Regions from separate parts of the Mus musculus genome. Here region 2 is linked to region 1. Evidence: chromatin loops called from intact Hi-C (ENCODE). Cell type or tissue: gastrocnemius. All regions are shown on one strand.

Region 1 (4,000 bases):
GGTGTACTTGACTGACAATGCCTACGGAAGCTTCTGGTAAGATCCATATGGCAAATCTGCAGGGCTCTACCACTTCCCGACACAGAGGAAGGGACCTGCGGATGGACTGTCATCCCCAGCATTCCCCCTTACCCATCCTGTAAGACCCCAAAACCGTCACACCGTATGCACAAGGTCTCACTTCCATGGAAGGATGGTAGCCTGATTTAAGAATAATTCTGCTTCTGGAGATGCCTGCCTGCCTTCTTCTATTTCCACCGCACCTCCATCGTTCCATATCTAACAGAGAAAACAACCCCTCTGACCCAGTCTGTGTGAGTCCAGATCTAATAGGCTCAGGATGCCCACCATGTGTAGGCATTTTTACCCAGATCTTAGACTCACAGGTTGCTGTGCTCTGGCATCTTCACTTCTTGTGAAGGGCGTTCTCTCTGTCCATCCTAAGGGAAATGTAGGCAGTGAGATGCCAAATCCGAGTTTGCTGGTTGTTTAGGATTCAAATGTTAATGTGGAAACAGTCAAGTGACTAAAGGACCTCTCACAAAGCTTTAAGTACAGCCAGATGCACTTCCTCTGCTTTGCTGGGTCATAAATACAATTTCATTTCAACTCTCCCTTCGTAGAATTGACTTGCTAAATCTATACTGCCTGATGTTATAAATTTAGATACTCTAAACTTCTTAATACTTACTAAAATGATATATTCAGCGCTCCGAGTTAGTTCATAAAACATTAAGATGCTGTAAACTACCACTAAGAGTATCTCCTCAGGCAAACGTTTTACAGAGACAATAAGCATAAAAACCTTCACTAAAGGTCTTTTTGTTTATTCGAAACAGCATTCACTGGGTTTGTAAAAGTTCTGTTAATTTACAAGCGTTTGTATGGGATACATGGGTTTTGCTAAGAGCTTTCTCCTAAAGTCTATGACAGAAAATAAGTTTTACTCATCCTTCAACCCCCCACCCCCAAAGACTCACAGGTAGCAAAAATCAAAAGCAGCTAAGAGATGAGGTCACTTCATTTGCTGTGTCAGATTGAGGCTGTCACACCTATTTTGGGGCGACCTGTTTTGTGTGATGTAGCAGTCCCAAGTGAGAGACTTCCCTACGGCCATCATTTATTTGTGTTATGTTGTGCCCGGGACCACAACTCTTTCTTTTGGGGTCTCTCCTGAGTTTCCATTCAAGACAGAATGGAAACTCCCTTGTCTGGGAGGCAAGGAGGATACAGCCACCATTTAGAAGTATTTAGACAAGGCATGGGAAGCCCTCTCCACTACTTTTTCTTTCCCAGTATGGCAACTCCTCTTCAATTCCTAAGGACTCACTTGTATCCTTCATAATGTGTGGAAACTGGATCTCCAAACTTTAAAAAGGGACAGGATGCGTTTTTCCTGCAAAACCACATGGCCACTGCAGACGTAGAGGGAAGGCTTGGTCTAAAACTGGAAACAGCAATTATAGGAGCATTGTATAAGTAGATGCCTTTGTAGACGACAAGACAAATGCTTGGTCCTGCCTTATGTACAACTCTCTATGCTTTAAGAGAGGACTTGGATTCATGCAAGCCACGTAAACGGGACCCAGGATTAACAGCTTTCTTAATAGGTGGGGGCATTTTCAACCAGAAGAGGGTCACTTCTTACAGAGATAAAACCTTTGACAACACTGCCACCTGCTGGGAAAAAGCCTAGTGCCTCTGTAATGCTGTAACTGCTTCCTTGGGTGTAGCCCTTTTAAGAACTTGGAGAATCTGGACACAGTAGGGCCTAGCAACCATTCTCTATACAGCAACTTAGACACATCAGATACGACTTATGTGGTTTCTCTGATGGCACTGAGAGATGTATAGAGAATTTTGACATCTGTTCCCAAATCACGAGCTATTTCAAAGGGATTACAGTGTTGTTTGGGGACAGTGTTGTTTGGGGACAGATCTGGTTGAACTGAGGCCTACTGACGTTAAGACACAGTTACAGAAATAAAATATTTCTAGATAATGCATATTCAAGCGTTTCTTATAAGATTATTGCTACTGTTACATTTCCAGGGGCAGTCTTACATGTACAATCTACGTAAAGCCTCAGATGTATAATTTTTGTCAAAGACTAGCACTCAGGACCTGGGTAAGCATTTGCGTTCCTCTGCAGGCGACAGAACAAAGAGCTATGCCGCTAGGCCTTGTCAAGACAAGAGATGACGAATGTCTTACATTCTAGCGGTGTTAAAATTGTTGCAGTATTTTGCTAGATGCGCAGAATTGTTCTGAACTGACTTTTGCTGGCTCTGATGCTTGATCTTGTTGACAACTTGAGTGGGTATGGAGCTGAGCTGGAGGCAGAGCCTGGGCGCACCTGGGAGGAATTCTCTTGATTACAGTAAGTGAAGTGGAAAGACTGCCTGTGAATGTGGTGGGATTTCTGGCAGCAACAGGGATCCAAGGAGGTCTGAGGGGAAAGGCTTTTGTGTTTTATGTCTTTGCCTTCTTGTCAGACTGGTGCGTTCATCTACCCTAGCGGTTCTCAGCGATTTATAACAGTAGCAAGATGGCAATATGAAGTAGCAGAGAACATAATTTTGTGGCTGGGAGTCAGCGCAATATGAGGAACTGCATTAAAGGGTCACAGCATTAGGAAGGTTGAGCACCATTCATCTATCCATATTTGCATCTTTCTATGAGTTCATTAGCTGTGGCTGCCACCAGCACAGCCATTGACATTCTTTACTAAGGTAAGAATCCAGATTCTTTTTTTTTCCTTCCAATGTGGACTGAAGACCATGGGTTCCCAGGAATCCTCCAGGCTTTGAGCACTGTCTGGAGCACTGCTGAGACTCTAGCCCAGGGGACTGGGCACTGCCAGTCCTCAGACTCTAGTGAAGGCAGCCAGTGTTGGGCCACCCAGACTGTAATGTCCCAATCAGTTTGTTTCTTTTGAGAACGCTGACTAATACGCTTGCTAAACTTAAAATGTTATTTTAAGGACAGGCCTCATGTGAAGAAATGTTTTTTATATTACTTCTCCACATTGAATATGTACACTTTTTGGCAATGTGTGACGGACTCTTTTTTTTTCACTTAGGGCAATCGAGTTGTTGTTCAACATTCTTTAATTGTGAATAGATAAAATTTGTGCTATAAATAAAATGATAAAATTAGATTAAAATTATTATTTGTGTGTTTGTGTGTGTCTATGAGCATGCTTGTGACACAGCATCCGTGTGGAGGTGAGAGAAGAAAGACAATATGGTGAAGTTGCTTTTACTCATCCACCTTCATATTTTAACATCTAGTTTGACATATATGTATGTGTGTACATCATAAAGCTATAAAAGAAGCAATGCTATGTTCCTTAACTCTCCAGATAACTGTCAGAATTATAATCTTACCAGATAATACTGGTAAGAGAAAATATCCTCATAGCTGTAAAGGCATGCCACATGTCACTGTGTGCTAGTATGCGGTACGAGGCTGTACTGGTAAGTCTTGGAAACATGCCACAGTCTAAAGAGCCCTGGGATATGTGTCTCATGCTTTTCTGATACAAGCACACACCAATACACATAACCGATGGTCTGTGAAGATTTCCACAGCACTCTGTAAAAGGATGTGGAAACAGCGGCAGCCACTCTTAGCTTTTCCACTCCAAACACCTTAAAGGCGCACGCAAGGCTGGCATCTCTACACTACAGCTGCTATTTTCTGAGCACTACAGACAATAAGTTTATCTGAAGCTACACATCTAACTTAGCTGTAAAGTTCTAAAGGGATAAAATGTTATTAAATCATCATATCAGAATATTCAATTGCAATCTACTTTTACTCAATTTTCTTTTTCCTTATCACAAGCCAAACATAAAGGAGAAAGCAGTTAACTTGAAAGTCTTGAAAAGACTTTCTGATGCCTTTTAAATTACCCTTTAATTACATATATAATGTCTCACTGCAGGGACAGCATCGACTTACATCAATGAAAGAGTATATCAACGATCTAGATGAG
Region 2 (4,000 bases), 140 kb before region 1:
GCACACGTGTGAAGGTCATGTCAGCTCTCCCAGGGTGACATTCTGATGTCTGGAACACAACTGACTTTAAACACTCAATTTGTAGAATTATGTGATGTTTCTTAGACAGACTTCAAAATAATACCTGGTTTGTGCAAAAAAAAAAAATACTGAGATATACATGGAGAAAAGCTTTTTATAAAAAAAAACCATTTGATATTTTCTATAGATAAAATATTTTGTTTTGCCATTGTGATGGCTATTCTTGGTTGTCAACTTAACTAAATCTGGAACTAACTAAAACCCAAGGGTCTGGGTACAGCAATGAGGAACTTCCTTTCGTGATTAAATCATTTGAAGTGGGAAGACACACTTTCAATCTTGATCTTTTGAGGTGGGAAGATCCATCTTTAATTTGGGCTAAGCCTTCTGGTAACAGACTATATAAAGGACAGAGAAGGAGGGAGCTTGCTGTCTTTGCCTCCTTGTTCTCTCCTCACTAGCAAGTCCAATCCTTCACTGTTATGAGAGCCTACTTCTTCGGGATTCCAGCATATACTGAAGACTAGCTGAGACATCCAGTCTTATAGACTGAACAACAACTGGATTATTGGACTTTCTGTTGGTAGACAGCCATTGTTGGACTAGCTGGACCACAGCCTGTATACCACTCTAATAAACCTCATATATATATACACACACACACACATATGTATATCTTTCTTAATTGAATCATTTTCTTAATTAAATCAATATCTATAGCTATCTCTTATCTATTTTTCTATCTAACTCTTATTTATTTCTTATCTATCATCTATCATCTCTTATCTATCAATCTCTCTCTTATTTATGTATTTATCTATCATCTGCCTATCTCTTATCTAACCTTTATGTATCTATTTATCTATCATTTAGCTATCTCTTATCTATCTATCTATCTATCTATCTATCTATCTATCTATCTATCTATCTATCTATCTATCTTTGTCCATCAGTTCTGTTCATCTACATGATCCTGACTCATGTAAACATATTTGATTACAATTGTTTCTGAACATCTAAAATTATTTGCAGTAAACAAAACCTGGAGTTTTGACAGCTATGTGAACAAACTGAAAGGCAAGGTATTAATAAGAAAATGTAAATTAAAATGACATCAATGTTCTTGTTCATCAGAGAGCGAAAAGTTCAACAGCTTGATAATTCTACCAGCTGACTGGCCCATGGGGGAAAACAGATGTTCCCATACAGTGCTGAAAGTCCGAACTCCTTGGTAGAAATGTGGCAATTTGACATGCCATTCGCTTTTTGACTAACTTCTGGGAATTTTCTCAGAGAATATGCTCCTAAGTACGCCCCCAAAGGAAACTTGCCTAAGCGTACCCATTACAGTGCAAATTCCGGTGTTAAGACAGCTAATAGAATTCACTTCTTGTTATTGGAAAATAAAAACAGCTAAAGTATGAAGTTCAGTATTTTACAAATTGTCTTGGGAAATAGCTATGGGTTGTAACAGCAATTATATTAGTCATAATCAACTTTAACAAAAACTTAATGGAGTCTAAGATAATATAAAAAAAACAGAATGGAGTTCAACTTACACTGGGTTGCAGGAAGTCAGAGTATGTAGTGTTTTCAAAAACTTGATTTTCACAATATCATGTTACCTTTACAAACATACAAACATCTTTGTATTGAATAATAAAAAATCTATTGTGAACCATATTGTGAACATAATAAAAATATGTAGAAAACACTGAATAACAATAGTGAGCTTTGAAAAAAAAAGATAATTCAAAACCAAGAGAAAGGACTGGGCAGAGGGAATTCTTCATTCAGTTGTCTGTAGCTACTATGATGCACTACAGTGATCAGGCAGGCACCCAGGAAGTAGTACAGAGTGAGTTCTGTGGCCATCAGCCAGCTCAAAAGGAAAATGCAAAGGCAGCCTGTGATCAGGATGTCTCAAAGGCAGCCTGACACGCTGGGCTTCGGATGATCTGTCCTCGCCTAGGGCGGTCTGCTCGGGGAAGATTAGTGGTATACCTGGCATCTATCCACTAGATGTCAGTAGCATCTCCTCTAACAGCATCACAAATTGTCTACAAGTCTCCCCAAGGGGACAGATATCCCCAGGAGATAAGGCTGTCCCCAGCTGAGAACCACAGGTAGACAGTATGTTACCTTCTATGAAAATAAAAAGAAGGATGATAGAAATACATACATTTCGGAACACCTATGGAAAGAAACAGGAAAAGTGAGCCAGAAATTAGTGAGAAGGTCACCCAAGGAGGTGAAATGGATAGAGTAGAGCAGAGAGGAAACATCCTCTCTAAATTTCTTCCTTCCTTCCTTCCTTCCTTCCTTCCTTCCTTCCTTCCTTCCTTCCTTCCTTTCTTTCTCTCTCTCTTTCTTTCTTCTCTCTCTCTTTCCTTCCTTCTTTTCTCTCTTTTCTTTCTTTCCTCTATCCCTCCCTCTTTCTGTTTCTTTTTCTTTACTATTTTTGGAGACAGAGTCTTACTATGTAGCCCTGGCTGGCCCCACACCATCTTTGTAGACCAGGCTGACCTCAAACTCATAGAGATCCACCTGCTTTTATCTCTGAAGCTCTGGGATTAAAGGTGTGAGTGTGTTACATCTTTTCAATACAAGTTTTGATTTTATAGTCACATTAAAATGTTACTATCTGATAAATAAAATTAACTAAACAATTAGCTGAAATGCAAGAAACTGGATGTTTATTTTTTATAAGTATCAGATAGATAAGATGACTACAGAAAAGAGTAGGAGAAGAATAGGAATGGAATAAATTAACTTAAGTAACTTTGGCTACATAGCCTCAACTCACTTAAAAATGATTTAAAACAGTTTCCTACTCCACTCCCATCTGGAACATCTGAAAGCCACCCTTTCAGAAGGCCAGATCCTGTAGGCAATATGGTAGATTTCTTTTTGCTTACACAGCAAGTGCTCTACCCATTCCTGCCTTACCTCTGACCCTTCACACAATAGTAAACTGATAAGAGCTCGGCCTAAGTCCCAAACAATGAGAGCATGACTCGCAGTTGCTTCAAACTACCCATCTTCTGGTGACTTGTGGTAGCAGCAGTGGGAACTAACAGAGGCAGAGACTCCATAAACCCTATACAGCCTGAGTGGCTCAGCGAGGAACATCAGGCTATCCTAGAGTCTGTCTTATCTAGACAGCAAGGGCTAACCTCTGCAGCTCAGCAGCTAAAAGCACTGGCTACTCTTTCTTTTTTTTTTTTTAAGATTTATTTATTTTTATGTATATGAGTACACTGTAGCTGTCTTCAGACACACCAGAAGAGGGCCATCAGATCCCATTACAGATGTTTGTGAGCCACCTTGTGGTTGCTGGGAATTGAACTCAGGACTTCTGGAAGAGCATTCAGTGCTCTTTTTTTTAATTTCATTTTTATTAGGTATTTTCTTCATTTACATTTTCAATGCTATCCCAAAAGTCACCCATACCCTTCCCCCCACTCCCCTACCCACCCACTCCCACTTCTTGGCCCTGGTGTTCCCCTGTACTGAGGCATATAAAGTTTGCAAGACCAAAGGGCCTCTCTTTCCAATGATGGCTGACTAGGCCTTCTTCTGATACATATGCAGCTAGAGACACGAGCTCTGGGGGGTACTGGTTAGTTCATATTGTTGTTCCACCTATAGGGTTGCAGACCCCTTTAGCTCCTTGGGTACTTTCTCTAGCTCCTCCATTGGGGGCTCTGTGATCCATCCAATAGCTGGCAGTCAGTGCTCTTAACTGCTGAGTCATCTCTCCAGTCCCAGCACTGGCTACTCTTGTAGAGGAGCCACATTTGGTCCCCATAAATCACACAGTAGTTCACAACTGTCTTTAAGTGCCACCAGATTTAATATCCTGTTCTGACTTCCATGAACAACCAGGTCCTCATGTGGTACATGGAAATACATGCAGGCGAAGCACTTATACATATTAGAAAAATTATTTAAAAAAAAGAATTATACTAGCTTTCTG

The links. Hi-C counts contacts between places; a loop is a spot of excess contacts. Peaks named below come from ENCODE experiments on the same cell type or tissue, not always from the same donor. Only the 100,000 strongest peaks of a DNase experiment are listed, where the experiment ranks them.
Region 2: it touches region 1 in a loop (2.0-fold over the local background); 13 of 42 quality-filtered maps call a loop at or near these places.

The regions. Positions count from the first base shown.
Region 1 is chr15:91,302,957-91,306,956 of GRCm38, forward strand. All of the region lies in intron 7 of Slc2a13 (solute carrier family 2 (facilitated glucose transporter), member 13), which reads right to left. Among named protein-coding and RNA genes, the nearest start is that of CN725425, 110 kb to the left of the region's middle. In gastrocnemius, a CTCF peak has its summit at 1,679 (motif pointing left); a DNase peak (open chromatin) is centred at 1,675.
Region 2 is chr15:91,163,214-91,167,213 of GRCm38, forward strand. All of the region lies in intron 6 of Abcd2 (ATP-binding cassette, sub-family D (ALD), member 2), which reads right to left. Among named protein-coding and RNA genes, the nearest start is that of Abcd2, 27 kb to the right of the region's middle. In gastrocnemius, a CTCF peak has its summit at 2,033 (motif pointing right); a DNase peak (open chromatin) is centred at 1,999; H3K27ac peaks cover 505 bases.